2 separate regions of the Homo sapiens genome follow, and region 2 is linked to region 1. Evidence: read pairs that join two places in POLR2A ChIA-PET (ENCODE). Cell type or tissue: GM12878. All regions are shown on one strand. Links, peaks and the distances in the headings refer to the core of each region. The heading gives the core; the rest is flanking DNA.

Region 1 (10,370 bases), core at 2,287-7,286:
GACTATTGCAGGGGCGGGTACACAGGCTCATGCATGTGCATGCGCGTGCGCACACACACACACAGACGCGCACACACACACACAGACACACACACACGAGTCTGGAGTGAAGCAAGGGCTACAGGAACAACCAAGGGCAAACAAACAAGAGGAGAATTCCTTAATCACATCAGGATGTGCAGGAGGGAGGGAGGGAACAAGGGAGGGAGGGTAGGGCAGGGGAGGGGTGATTTTCCACACAGGGCCAGCAATGTCAGCTCTTCCTGTACGTGTGCTGGAGGCTGGAGTTCAGGCCTGTGCTGCATTGGGCTCCACACATCTATAAACTTGATCCTGACCACCCCCCTCTCCCTTTCCTAAGCCTCGAGAGCTGCACATTATTCAACTCCTTTCTTTCTTTTCCTCCCTTCTCCTCAATGCAGCATTAAAAGAAGCATCTGGAACTCGTAGTGGAGTAGGATGGAGGCACCGGGGTGGACTGGCAGGAAGGGGCACCATCAGAGCACACTCTCGAGAAGCTGGCTGGTCACATTAACACAGACGCTGTTCTCTGTGCTCATAAATAAGCAGGAGGAAAAGCTGAAGCCACGAGCAGAATGGGGAGGGGGCCTTCCCTCTGCCACAGCGGGCTCTTCCCGCATAGTACCTCATCTTCCAGTCGTGTTCCCTCTTGGCTTCCCATTTCCTTTCCCATGGTGTCTGGGACGGGTGCCACTGACACATACTTTCCACCCTTGAATGCCAGCAGAGGCTCTTCTTGTCCACAAAGGGCTTCCAGAAAATACTTCAGCACTGTGACCCTTTTGCAGTCAGCTGCAATAACCTACAGGGTGAGAGGGAGAGAAGAAAAACAGCATTTTCTGAAAGGGAAGATGGAGACGAGATGTTGCTTGCCGGCTGAGGGGCACAGGGGAACTGTGTCAAAGCTACCAGGCAAGGGGGTCAGAATGAATGACGGGGTGCGGAGGGCACAAGGGCATGTCAGGTGGTAAGTGAGGGCCCAGGGCAGGCTGAGGATCAAGATCTTCTGAGGTTATCTCTCCTTAGGTTATCTCTGGGGCAGCAGACAACCCCAGGGACCAGTGACAGGTGCCTTACATTTATTTGAGTAAGGTCCTGATACAAAACAGAATATATGACATATCTTCTAAGTTTGGTCTAGAACCAGCAGAGGGAAGAGTGGAGTGCTTTCACAGCATAGAGCTTTCTGGGGCCCCTCGCTGCCACTCTCCACTCCTCTCCCAGCACCCCTGCTCCAGACTCCCAAAAGGAGAATTTTCAGCCCAAGTGCAAATTGAATGCTAAGGGCTTTCTTGGCTGTTTCATTTCAACCAGATCATTTTGGGCTTCCCCTGACAGGTTCCTGCCCTATCTAAGAGCTCCTCATGCTCAAGAGACTAGAGTCAGGCAGGAAATTGTCAGGAGAGAGACAGGCAGAGCAGGTGGGGATGTTTCACCAAAGCTATACTCTTTCTGACGTTTACGCCAACCTGCTCCCATGTGGCCACATCAGCACACAAGTCAGTGCTGTCAGAGAAGCTTGGGCTGATTTAGCTGAGATGAAACTCAGTATCTTGAGCAACAGTCAAATGTGTAAGTGTCTCAGATTAAGTGTCCACCGTCCCCCAGTCTGGGCCCCCCTTCTGGAGGCACCACACCTGCATGCCCTCTCCTCCACACCCGTTTGCTTGGCTCACACTCTCCTCCATGCTTGCCCCTGTGTGCCCTTCTCTTCATCTCTAGCCTCCAGCATCCTCTTCTCCCTACTGGCTGAGTGCTCACCAAGGGAGAGGGGCCCTGCTGGATCTGGAGCTTGAAAGCTGAAGGCCATTCCACATGGGAAACACACGTCCGTGGCCAGACGTGCCACAGGGGACGGCCCCTTCATCCTCACTGACTAGCCCCTGCCTCTCTTTTAATGCATCCTCGTTTCTTAGTGTGAAAGGAACTTCACAGTAATAAGCCTTCTATCTGCAGCACATAGGGAAGTACTAACCTGGAGACTACTGATGATCATTTTACAGGTGCAGGTGTTCTCTCTCTCATGTGGACAGCAACCCCTCTGGTGGCAAAGCCTAAATCTCATCGTTTTCGTACGTCACTGGCAAGAATTGTAAGGACAAGCTGTGCACACAGTAGGCTCACAGTAAAGACGGACAGCCCAGGGAAGCTCGGCTGGGTACCACAGAGAGCAGATGAAGCAGGCATGACCCATGTTCTCTAAGACAGTGGAAATAAATGAGCACCGCTGTGCAGGCTGGCTGCCCAGGAAAGTGCGGCACACACCGGTCAACTGTGTGCTCTGTGGCTGCATCCTCTGCCACCTTCACCAAAAAGCCAACCCCGCTTTCCTACACGGTCTAGGAGTGTTCTCTGCTTTCTCTCACCATTGGCCCTGTTACCATTATAGGCTGGAATCTCAAGCTAAGTACTTTGACCACCTTCACCTGAGAGGTTGATGTAGAAGGTTCTCGGCTACCCAGAAGGGCTTAGAAAAAGTTCAGCCCCTTGAGCTTGGGGTGCCTGGTCCTGGGCTTGCCTCCGTGAAGGAGAAGGGAAGCTTGTCTTGGCCCAGGGCAGGTAAGCCTGGTTCCATTGCGTGTATTCAAACATGTGATGAGGAAGGCTAGAAATACAGAAGCAGGGGCTAAAAGGCATTAAAGAACAGAGCCGAAATGAGTAATAGCCTGGCAGGCAGCACGCACAGTGGCCTCCCTGCATCTCCAGCCTCTCACTTGCATAGGAAACTTCTGCATTTCCACAAGACTGCCAGTTTCCTCTCTGTGGTCTAATTTTAACCACCTTGTCGTTACAGTGTGTGTCAGCCACCTGACCCCACTATGACCTCTGACCTTACGCCCCAGCTACTGCTTGCACTATGGAGAATTATGTAATGGGTCCAGGATTTTCCTTCTTGGTGTGAGGCTGCTGCCACTGAATGGAGAGGAGAGGGGAGCTAAGGAGTGAGAAGAGGACAGAGGAAAAGCTTGCAATTGTCCTTGGCCTCACCTGGACGATGAGAGGTACACTGGCACCCCTGCTAAGTGTGCAGAGGAAACCTGCCCAGGACAGGAGTGTGCCACGGACACATGCACAGACAGGCGGGCAGGAGTGTTGCTGCTGCTAGAGCACGGGCTACATGGTATGCTGCGTGGCTAAGAAAGCATGGTTTCTGGCCGACAGGGAGAAAAGCCACATGTGTGGATGTGGGACTCCTGGAGATGGGGATTTCCAGGGCACAGCAGGACCCAGGGATGTGGACATCCTGAGGCCACCTGCAGCACTTCCTTACAGGGTCTGTGGGAATTGCCTATTCCATGGACACAAGCAACGAGGAGTAGCCCTCTCCCAGTTTTCATTTCCGCCCCATTTAGAAGGAAATTGGTTTCCTTGGGGATTGTGTCTGTCATAGCTATTAGTTCCTTCTCTAGGACAAGGACAACTGCTGGCTGATATGCAAAAGGCTGTGATCTACTGGGGTCTCTGACCTGGTGTTAACAGGCCTGGAAAGGATTCTACCTGTTTGGAGAGAGAAAGGTTGTCTGTCTTTTGGAAGAGTACCCTGTCCTTTGCAATCCAAGCAGCAGGGAGGATGGTCAAAGCTGTGTAAAGTGTACTGTGGGAGTGAGAAGTGCACAGTCTGAGCTCTTTAGTAGATGGAGAAACTGAGAGGCAGAATGTCCAGGGCTTGCCCAGAGGCACAGAGAAACCTTCTGTCTGTAGCTCACTGGCCTGTCTGCAAAAGCATTCTGTCTTAACTTGGGGGGAATAAGCCCACTGGGGAGAGGACCACCGCTCTCTTGATGCTGGAGTTCTGTAGGAGACTTACGGGAATATTCTCCTAGACAAAGCCTCCAGCACTTGAGTCAGGGAAAAAGCAACACAAGACAGTTTAAATACAGTTAATAAGAGACTTCATAATGAAAGAAGCCTTTCAAACCACTGACAAAAAGCCAATTCCAAGATGATCTTTGCTTGGTCTAGGAGGACTTCCTGGTAGGAGAGGGGTTAAAGCTGGACTCCCTGCTTGGAGAGGAAGGACTCCAGATGAAGTCTGTGACATCATCCCCACAGTTAACTCTGCTCGTGAGCACATTTTTCCACTCTATATCAATGAAAACCAGAGAATGTAAGTGGCATGTATATCGCAGCTCTGGGGGCAAACTCTGGATCCTCCAGAGGAGAAAGAGCTGGGCGGGAGAGGCTCCCTTCCTGGGCTACATTAGCACGTGGGGCTGGACTGGGGATAGAGGCGACTAAAAGGGCCGCCAGCCAGGGAACACCCTGGGGAGCCTACGGACCTCTCCTCTGCGGTGTACCTTCTCAGTCACAGTCCTGACCCTTCTGGAGGGAGATGCACTGTGTAGGCGATTGTCAAGAATTCCCAAGTTAATTGACAAAATATCACATACAAATCATTTCAATCAGCTTGGGAAAGAAAACTGGGGCTTTAGGTCAGGGAAGAGCTGAAAGAAAGCCCCTTTCCCTTCCCCTGAAGATTGTCGGAGGCAGCTTACCACTGCAGCAGGAACTGAAACCTTTAGCTTTAGGGCTCCAGTTATCACTCTAATCAAGTCCACACGCAAAGAACCAAGCAGAAAGGAAAACTGAAAGTGAGATGTGGAGAGGCGATACCGGAGGCTGTTCTCTCCTAGGCTCAGTTCCTTAGAGAGAGATAATGTAAGCATCGGGTAAGTAGGGGCTGGAGCCAAGGGGAGCGAGGAACAAAGGAGAAAACCTCTAGGTCAAGAGAGTAGACTGGGTTACTGTTCTGGGGTATTTAAGGTGGAGAGGTGGAGAAGTAAAGAAAAATGGTGTTTCTTGACTGGGCACGGTAGCTCACGAATGTCATGTCAGCACTTTGGGAGGCCAAGGTGGGCAGATCACCTGAGGTCAGGAGTTCAAGACCAGCCTGGACAACATGGTGAAACCCCATCTCTACTAAAAATACAAAAATCAGCCGGGTGTGGTAGTACATGTGGTAGTCCCAGCTACTAGGGAGGCTGAGGCAGGAGAATCGCTTGAATCTGGGAGGTGGAGGTTGCAGTGAGCCGAGATTGCACCACCGCACTCCAGCCCAGGCAACAAGGCGAGACTCTGTCTCAAAAAAAAAAAAAAAAAAAAGGAAAGAAGAAAAAATGGTGTTCTCTGAAAACTGGTGACTCTTCACAGCCACTCGGTAGGGAACAAGCACAGTGTGGGTAGAGATGCCCGGCGGGGGAGGGGGGTTGGGGAGAGAAAACGAGCTATATGCTGCTTTATGAAGGTAGGGAGGGTAAGAGAGAACGGGAACTAAGCACCAGGTATCACATACTCATGTGCTCTGAGTTGCAAGACTTAACACCTCAGGGCAGCCCCGGGGAAGGGAGAAAACCTCCAAATCTAGCCAGGGAATATGAGGAAGGGCTGGAGAGCCAGGACCCTGGATGCAAGCTCTAGGGAGTGAGGGACTCGCTCTATCGTTACCTGGTCCCCGTTTTCTCCAAACAGGCTTCTTGGAAGGCACAACCATGGTTACTAGTCATTTTGCAAAATTTCTTTTTCTGAATTTTTGGTTTGGAGAAATCGGAGTTTAAACTTGTACTATCAGCCAGTTCTTTTTTCTAGTCTTAACAGTCCAGCTTGCTACTGCTCCTCTGGTTAAAGAGAACAATCACACGGGTTTCCCCCCACAAACTCAAGTTTACAGGTTGTTTTTCTTGTTTCTCTAAATGGAGCCAATTATTCTCACATTTGTTGAAACCTTCAATCAAACTTTATAGCTTGTTAATTTTACAGAATGTCCTTAGAGCAAATAAGATGCAGACAGGAACATGAAGTCTTTCTGAGATTATTAAGAAACCTTAAAATAGCCTACAAATCCAACACCAAGGCTGGTAAAATACAGGCTGCTTGGCTGGCTTCTGAGGTCAATTAGCAATGGGTTAATTATCATCTTTAATGAGCCAAACCTCCAGGATTGGCCACAAGAAATTTAACTCAGACTAATGTGTTTTCACAAACTGGGAACCTCTAGTTATGCACTACTCACCCTCAGAGGAAACTGAAGGGTGGGAAGCTCAATTCTGTAGCAGCCAAGGGTGGGCCAGCCTACGAAGGGGTCTGCCAATGGAAGTTCAGACACAAGAAATAAAAAATACCACACAGGGAATCCTCTGGAGCTGGGAGGACAGAGGAAATGGTTTATTCACATTCCTAGGGGGAGGGGCCTCCTGGCAGGAAGCAGACTCCAGAAGGCAGGAGCGAAACTGGCCACAAGGATGCACAGTCAGTCTGAAGACACAGGCAGTAGCTTAGGATGGGGAGACAGACATTCACAGCCTACTTGAGTCAGAAGAAGTTGGTATGAAATTGAGAAAGAGGCTCATGGGTCAGAGAGGAGGGAAAGAAAGAACCTGTGCAGGGGCTGAATGATAAGGGGGACAGAGTGAGAAAAAGCACACATCCTTGGACCAGATGCATCTCCTGACAACCTCGGAGCATACTGTCCAAGGGATCAATTCAAACAGTATTTCACTCTTTCCCTACCCCTGCTATAGCTGGGCCTCTTTCTATGTAAAGCGTTAAGTACAGGCTACTTTCTCAGTCTTTTTGCTTTTTTTTTTTTTTTGAGAGAGAGTCTCGCTCTGTTGCCCAGGCTGGAGTGCAGTGGTGCGATCTCGGCTCACTGCAAGCTCTGCCTCCCGCGTTCACGCCATTCTCCTACCTCAGCCTCCCGAGTAGCTGGGACTACAGGCACCCGCCACCACGCCCAGCTAATTTTGTGTGTGTGTGTGTTTTTTTTTAGTAGAGACGAGGTTTCACCGTGTTAGCCAGGACGGTCTTGATCTCCTGACCTCGTGATCCGCCCGCCTTGGCCAACCAAAGTGCTGGGATTACAGGCGTGAGCCACTGCGCCTGGCCCCTTTTTCTTTTTTTTTTTTTGAGACAGAGTCTTGCTCAGTCACCCAAGCTGGAGTTGCACTGGCATGATCTCAGCTCACTGCAACCTCCGCCTCCCGGGTTGAAGCGATTCTCCTGCCTCAGCCTCCTGAGTAGCTGGGATTACAGGTGCGCACTACCATGCCTGGCTAATTTATGTATTTTCAGTAGAGACGGGGTTTCGCCATGTTGGCCAGGCTGGTCTCGAACGCCTGACCTCAAGTGATCCACCGCGCCCGGCCTTTCTCAGTCATTTCTAATCCCGGTGTCCAGATCCAACCCTCCGTAGTCCTATGGTTGGCCTGTGCTAGCTGAAGGGTCATTGGGTCACAAGATGAAATGCTAACATCATTGGTCCACCCACAGCAACCACACCATTCCATGTGTCTGGTCCCAACAGCTGTGTTTTCTTCTTAGAGGAGGCAATGAGGGCCATTATCAATCAGCCAGCATTGCACAGATGCCTGCTGTCCCCACCTGTAACCACCAGGTGTGTGCTGAAGTCTCTTAGAGAAGGGGAGGTGGGAACTGGCAAATGGTCAGATGGCAAGACCTGGTGCTGGTGGGGAGACTATCCCAAGACAGGGTTACTGAAGATCCCAAAAGGTACACGTATATTTGGCTACTAGGAAGGAGACGATGTTCACACTGAAGGGAGAACCAGGGGAACAGGGGAGTTGTGAAGCACACACAGGAAGTAATGAGGTAAATAAAGTATAAAAAACAGGGCCATTCTGGCAAGAGGCAAGACAAGGCAATACAGGAGGTTGGACAAGAGCCTGGGCTTCATAGTTACACAGACGTGAGTTCAAGTACTAACTGCCACTTCCTGGCTGTTTATCCTTAGACAAGTTACTTAACCTCTCTGAGCCTTTGTTTGCTCAAGTTGTTTGTGAGGTTTAAAAGATAATACAGGCCGGGTGCAGTGGCTCATGCCTGTAATCGCAGCACTTGGGGAGGCTGAGGCAGTGGATCACCTGCGGTCAGGAGTCCGAGATCAGCCCGGCCAACATGGTGAAACCCCATCTCTACTAAAAATACAAAAATTAGCTGGGTTAGTAGCGGGCTCCTGTAATTCCAGCTACTCAAGAGGCTGAGGCAGGAGAATCTATTGAACCCAGGAAGTGGAGGTTACAGTGAGCTCAGATCGTTCTATTGCAATCCAGCCTGGGTGACAGAGCAAGACTCTGTTGCAAAAAAAAAAAAAAAGATAAGACAAGCCTGGGCAACATAGTGAGACTGTGTCTGTCAAAAACAAACAAACAAACAAAAAAGCTGGGCATGGTGGTGCAACACACCTATGGTCCGAGCTAACTAGGAGGCTGAGGTAGGAGGATTGCTTGAGCCGGGGAAGTCAGAGCTGCAGTGAGCCATGAGCACGCCACTGCACTCTAGCCAGGGTGACAGAGTGATATCGTGACTCAAAAAGAAAAAAAAAGACAGAGGGAATACATATCAAATACTTAGCGAGATGCCTGGGCCCAGTAGGTGCTCGATAATTGAGCAGCTGGCATTTTTTTTTCCTCTTATCTCCACTCTCTTCAGAGGTGGGAGGGGCACTGCCTAACATGGCTGAGCTGTTTGGAAGCCAGTCTGAGAGGCAAGGTGGGAAGCATGGGGCTGGCACATAGCCTAGGGCCAAGGGGAGAGGCCCTGGAATGCTTACCTGGCTGTTGAAGCTGCAAAAAAAATTTTTTTTAAATTTGTCCAGGCTGGAGTTTGCAGTGGCGTCATCATGGCTTGCAGCAGGCTCAGTCTCTTGAGCTCAAGCGGGAAGCTGGCTAATTTTTAAAAATTGTTTTGTAAAGATGAGGTCTTGCTATATTGTTGGTCTCAAACTCCTGGCCTCAAGTGATCCTCCCACCTTGGCCTCCCAAAGCACTGGGATTACAGGCACGAGCCACCACTCAGGGCCTGAAATATTTTATTCAGAACTAAGGTGCTAGATCCAGGCTACTGGGCTGGCCAAGCAGGGGAGGAAAGACCTTGCCTCTCTTCAGCAATCCCTCTCCCTATTCTTCAGAAAGACTCCGGACCTAACCATAGGTATGCATGCATTACTCCAGTAATCTAGAGAGGCTCCAAGGTCCCGGGCTTCGGAACAAGCGGGCCACTAATAAATGTATCAGAAATACAGTCACAATTGCCTTGTCCATGAGGTCCCTTCACAGTGGGGTACGGGCGGTGGCTCTGCCTTTGCTAGTGGGATCGTTGAGGGTTTGAGGAGGCCCTGCAAACCCTGCAACGTAACTTTCTTTCTTTTTTTCTGAGATGGAGTCTGGCTCTGTCACCCCAGGCTGCGGTGCAGTGGCGAGATATCAGCTCACTGCAACCTCCACCTCTTGGGTTCAAGAGATTCTTCCTAAGTAGCTGGGGCTACAGGCACGTGCCACCACACCCAGCTAAGTTTTGTATATTTAGTAGGGATGGGGTTTCACCATATTGGCCAGGCTGGTCTCTAATTCCTTACCTCAAGTGATCCACCTGTCTCGGCCTCCCAAAGTGCTGGGATTACAGGCGTGAGCCACTTTGCTTGGCCAACAGTATCTTATTTTATTCTAAGATGGGGTCTTGCTTTGTTGCCCGGGCTGCTCTTGGCTACTCCGAACTCCTGGCCTCAAGGAATCCCACTGCCTTAGCCTCCCAAAGTGCTGGGATTATAGGTGTTAGCCACCGTGTCCAGCCTGGTATCTTTCTTAAATAAGACCCAGCTGGATCCTTGCCTCATGTCTCCCAATATGAAAGTAGTGATGAGAAGATCCCCAATATGGTATTTTCTACCCACCTGAATTTCCTGAGCTTAGATGTTCCAAACAAAGCCAGATAGGAGTCTGGTCTTCCATGGGCAGAGTAAGCTTGCTCTTCTTGAACTGTTCCTTCATGGACAGAAACTATTCTTTTCTAGAGCTCTCGGCTCCGGCTGTACCAGAAAGGTACATTCTCAGCGGCAAAAGCGTCACAGAGAGCAAGCTATAGGCAGCAGTAGCTCGGGCTTCAGTCCAATTCTGCTTCCCCTGCAGAGTGCTCTTAGAGCAGCCACCCACATTGGCAGGGGTTAAGGACGGATATTGGCACTGCCAACACAAGCCTTTCAGGTCTGGCTGGCTTCAGCTGATCTGAAACCTGGAACACAGGCGCTGGGGCCCTCACTTACTGAACCAGCAGGGGAGGCTGCAGGCTCAGCCCCTGGGGATGAAAGTCCTCCCGTCTGTCTCAGTCTGCAAATATCCACACACAGTCTGTTTCTACACTGCCAGTTAGCTCTGGGCCAGAAGCACTGAACCTTGGGCTCTAGTCACTCTGAACCACACTGTTTGCCTTCTAGACAGCCACGTCCAGGAGGCCTCCCCTTAGGTTTGTGTTTAGGCTCCTTTACCAAATTTGCTCCTAATTGTATTTATTCTACGCGTGGCACAAGAGTGGACTCTCGGAGACATCTGTAGTCTTCA
Region 2 (5,000 bases), core at 1-5,000, 130 kb after region 1:
GGCATGCGCTTGTAGTCCCAGCTACTTGGGAGGCTGAGACAGGAGGATCACTTGAGCCCAAGAGTTCGAGGCTGCAGTGAGCTATGATCATGCCACTGTACTCCAGCCTGGGCAACACAGTGAATATACATAACAATAAAAACATTCATATGAGAACATGATTCAGTTTATACTAGGTTGGTACAAAAGTAATTGCACTTTTTGCCATTACTATTATTTGTATGTAAATTACAAATGTTTACAAAGAATTTTATAGCTTTGTATACTTGTAAGTAAAAATAGTAGAATCAAACATTGTATAGTCAGTATCTTTTCAACTGTGTAAAAACTCCTTGAATATTTATACATCGTATAGGAAAGAATGTCACTGCCAGAAGTTGGTTTCTACTTTACCTTTTTTAGTACTTTCAATGAAACCCAAAATGTTAAATCCTTTAAAAAAAATCATTTAGTTTTCATAAATAGGACAGAATTGCTCCAGTTAGGTGAATGTAAAAATATGATATATGAGTAGGGAAATAAAAAAGTATTTCTAGTCAGGAAGAAAGGACAGAGAGTAAAAGATGAAAGATTCAAGAGACCAGAAAGGACTGAACTTACGCTGTTCTATAGAAATTTACTTTCCAGAGCCCCAATGATATTTACTCCAGGGTTAAGAGCTGATATGGTTTGGATTGTGTCTCCACTCAAATCTCATGATGAATTGTAATTTCCAGTGCTGGAGGTGGGGCCTGGTAGGAGGTGACTGCATCCTGGGGTGGTTTCTGATGGTTTAGCACCATCCTCCTGGTGCTATCTCCTGATGGAGCTCTCGGGACATCTGGTTGTTTTAAAGTCTGTAGCCCCTCCCCCTTCACTCTCTTCCTCCTGCTCCAGCCATGGAAGACGTGCCTCCTTCCTCTTTGCCTTCCACCATGATTGTGATTCTCCTGAGGCCTCCCTAGCCATGTTTCCTGTACAGCCTGTGGAACTATGAGCCAATTAAACTTCTTTTCTTTATAAATTACCCAGCCTCAGGTATGTCTTTATGGCAGTATGAGAAAGGATTAATACAACAGTAGATACCAAAGCACATTTAATGGATTTTACTTTAATGCCAGATGTAAAATATGCATTTGGAAATTATGCTTTCAAGAAAGTCACCTTAACAAAAAACAAGGAAAGACAGTAAGATTATGAGCAGTAACCTAGTTAACAGATGCCCCTGCCCTTGCCATTCAATCTTCATTGTCCAGGCTGACCTGCTGACAGATTATTCTTTTTTTTGAGACGGAGTCTTGCAATGTTGCCCAGGCTGGAGTGCAATGGGGTGATCTCGGCTCACTGCAAGCTCCACCTCCCGGGTTAACGCCAGTCTCCTGCCTCAGCCTCCCAAGTAGCTGGGATTACTACCATGCCTGGCTAATTTTTGTATTTTTTAGTAAAGACAGGGTTTCGCCATGTTGGCCAGGCTGGTCTTGAATTCCTGAGCTCAAGTGATCCACCTGCACTGGCCTCCCAAAGAGCTGGGATTACAGACGTCGGCCACGGCACCTGGCCTCAAATTATTCTTTGACTTGAACTTGATATAACGCATGTTTACTGAGAAGTTACAACAGGTCAGGGACTGTTTTAGATGTTCACAATGTATCAGTGGATAAAACAGACCAGAGACCCCTATAAGCAGGGAGCTTACATTCTTGCAGAATAGTAGAGGAAAATAAATAATAAACATATACACATTAATTATCTAGTATTTAGAAAATAAATCAATAGAATTGGAAGATAAAGAGTGCAGGTTTGGAGTAGAATGCAGCAGTGTTAAATAGGATGGTTGGGGCAGGTCTCACAGAAGTAACATTAAGCAAAGACTTATAGGAGGCGAGGTATTCACCAGACAGATGGCTGGATGCAGAACATTCCAAACAGAGAAAACAGCTAATGCGAAGGGCCAAAGGTGGGAGAGTCCCCAGCTTAGCAGAGAACTTGCAAGAAGGGTAGTGTGGCTGAAGCAGAGTAACCAAGCCATGGGGAGAACAGTCGTGAATGAGCTCAGAGAGAGGCAATGCGGGGGCGGGGGGGGGGGGGGGGGGCAGGAGAAGAGGTCCATATATGAAGGCCTTGTAAATAATGTGGCTTTTACACTGAGTGAAATGGGAAGTCAGTGAAGGATTTTGAACACAGCAGACTCTGTATGTAATGTGTCTGTGTGTGCATGTTTGGGAAGGAACGAGAGAGGTAAGGGGTACAAAAAGAGACCACTTAGGAGTTTCAAGACTTTCTTTCCAAGTTTAAAAAGAAGTTTTATCCACAAGGGGTATTCAGGCCATGTTTGCAAACACAGGTTTTCTCTTCCAATGAGGAATATTGAAGAATGTGTCAATGGCCTACAACTGTATCCCTAGCAGGCATCTGAAAAATAATACTTACGAAACATTTTCCTCTGCTCATTGCCCTGACATGAGTTCTGGGCATCACCCTCTCTCAGGGGAGAGGTGAAAAGAGGTTATGTGGAACAGACAGTGATAACAGGATGACGTCACAGGTGTGCCTCAAAGAAGTCCCTGGTGAGCTGGGCTCATAACTACTCTGCAGTGATTTATTCGACCCTGCCAGCTCCAGCTGGAGAAGAGATGCAGAAAGCTGACACAGCCTAAAGCCCTGGGCAGGCATTATAAGATCTTTCTCCCTGCAGTCCCCTGCCAGCTCCTCCCCTCTTTCAACCACTGATCCTTGCCTCAGAAGCCAAAGTGTGAACAGCACGTGTCCGGATTTCAGAAACCTGCCCAGCAGTTGGAAATTCCCTGCAGCGTGTCAACTGCTACATCTGCTGTTGGCACTTGGGGCAAAGGGATCACACGCGCATATTTTCTGAACATAAGCTTCAAGATATGAGTCTTATATTTGAAGAGGGGACTAAACAAGCCAGAACACTCCAATTACAGTAAATGCATTCCTAAATAGACGACAATCTGCCTTCTGAAAAGGAAACTGAGACATACAAGCAAACCGAATAGCACTAAGAACAGCAGTAGTCAAGAACAAAAGCACAGAGAACCCTGACTAATGGAAAGGATTTCATGGGCCAGCAAGGTTCACCAGATATATAATGTGATGTAGCTGAAACAACAGAGTACTCTTTTCCAAATCTCTAACTCACATCTTTTTGTCAATAAATGGCTCCTATCACTTCAGCTGCAGCCTTTCCTCTCCACTCCTTTGATCTTTCTTCCCCACCCAATTAGCCCTCTAAGTGATATTCTATACACTGGACACCTCTTGGAAAAATGAAAAAATGTGAGCCCAATGACACCATTTGCCATAAGACTGAGCTGTAAATGGGCAGGAGCTGGAAAAGAAACTAATCTTTGGAAGAGCAAACTACATGCCCTTGCCACCCTGGATGTAGGTGCCCAGTCACACTGCTCATGGGCATCACAGGCAGAGCAAAAAAAAAGAAAAGAAAAGAAAGAAAGTCTGAGTAAGTCTGATGGAACAAGGAAATCCCAGCTTCCTCTGGTAGTACGGCAGACTAGACACCTAGATCCATTCTCCCAATCAAACAGCTCATTATTCTGAAAAAAAGAGTATGTTAAACATCTTTTTGAAAAGCATTCGTGAGCTAGTAAAATAAAAGAAAATCCTTTGGTCAGAGATTGAATAAAGATGGGAAACCAGATAGGTAAGTGTGGCATTACAAACAGCCTTTACCCTAAGAACATTTGCTACCTGATGAACTCGAGCTTTGCTTTCCAAGGCTGCATGGACACAGCCAAGATCCTTATCATAAAGCTAGGGTCCCACAAGGCTACACCCCAAATACACCATTTCAGATTATGGAGTCTCTAAAATGCCATGTTGAATATATTTTAGAGAAATAAAAGACAAGCTCACAAGTATATTTGGGAAATAAGAAACCATAAAGAAAGTCAAAGCAGATTTGATTTAAAAAATATATGGAAATAAAAAATTTATTAAAATTAAAAACATTGTCAATGGGGCATATTTAATAGAAGGTTAGATATAGCTATGGAAAGGTTCAATGAACTGAAAGATAGTTAAGGAAATTATCTGGAATGTAGCACAAAAAGAAGGGAGTCAGAAAAATCAAAGAAAGGTTTAAGAGACATCAAAAACTAAGCCTGATGTATGTCTTATCAGGGTCACAGAAGGAGAAGAGAAAGCATGGGGAGATGCAGTCTTTGAAAAAAGACACTAAGAGTTTTCCAAAACTGATAGGAAAACCAACCAACCAACCAACCAACCAACCAACCAACCTCATAGGTTACATGAAGCCCGACAAATACTTCGCAGGAATAATTTTTAAAAATCCAAACCTAGACCAATCACCAAAACTGTGGAACATCAAAGATTTTAAAAAGACCTGGAAAGCACCTAGAGAGAAAAGACAGGCTGCTTTCAAAAGAGAAACAAAACAGATAGCTGACTTTAATCAACAACAGTGAAAGCCCAAAGATGTAGTAACCTATCTTCAATGGGCTGAGCAAAAGTAACTGTTAGGCTAGAATTCTATTACTGGAATAAGGGTAAAATAAAGCATTTTCAGACAAATAAAAAAATGAAGAATATTTGCCTTCAAAAGAACTTCACTAAATACATTCTAAATATAAATAGTATACTTCAGGCAGAAAGAAAATGATCCCAGATAGAGGGTCTGAAATGCAAAAGTGAATTTAACAGTAAATATACAGGTGAGTTAAGGCCAGGCGCAGTGGCTCACACCTGTAATCCCAGCACTTTGGGAGGCTGAGGTGGGGAGATCACTTGAGGTCAGGAGTTCGAGACCAACCTGGCCAACAAGGTGAACTCCATCTTTACTAAAAATACAAAAAAAAGAAAAAAAGAAAAAAAAAAAAAGAAAAAGCTGGGTGTGGTCATGCCCTTGTAATCCCAGCTACTCAGGAGGCTGAGGTACAAAAACTGCTTGAACCTGTGAGGCAGAGGTTGCAATGAGCCAACACTGCACCACTGCACTCCAGCCTGGGTGACAGAGTGAGCCT

The links. Peaks named below come from ENCODE experiments on the same cell type or tissue, not always from the same donor. Only the 100,000 strongest peaks of a DNase experiment are listed, where the experiment ranks them.
Region 2: POLR2A ChIA-PET joins it to region 1 with 12 read pairs; 11 of 35 experiments call an interaction of 5 or more read pairs at or near these places.

The regions. Positions count from the first base shown.
Region 1 is chr17:2,085,079-2,095,448 of GRCh38, forward strand. It overlaps SMG6 (SMG6 nonsense mediated mRNA decay factor), which reads right to left. Exons shown (of 19, transcript NM_017575.5): 14 at 647-823. It overlaps SMG6-AS1 (SMG6 antisense RNA 1), which reads left to right and starts at 4,660. Exons shown (of 2, transcript NR_199038.1): 1 at 4,660-4,691. RefSeq lists enhancers at 2,861-2,910, 4,272-4,451, 4,462-4,561, 4,582-4,681, 4,712-4,791 and 1 more. In GM12878, for the core only: no CTCF peak of the experiment used is centred there; DNase peaks (open chromatin) are centred at 2,733 and 4,593; H3K4me3 peaks cover 2,217 bases; H3K27ac peaks cover 4,323 bases.
Region 2 is chr17:2,220,496-2,225,495 of GRCh38, forward strand. The region is part of intron 10 of SMG6 (SMG6 nonsense mediated mRNA decay factor); the gene reads right to left. Among named protein-coding and RNA genes, the nearest start is that of SMG6, 81 kb to the right of the region's middle. In GM12878, for the core only: no CTCF peak of the experiment used is centred there; a DNase peak (open chromatin) is centred at 2,696; H3K4me3 peaks cover 1,538 bases; H3K27ac peaks cover 2,428 bases.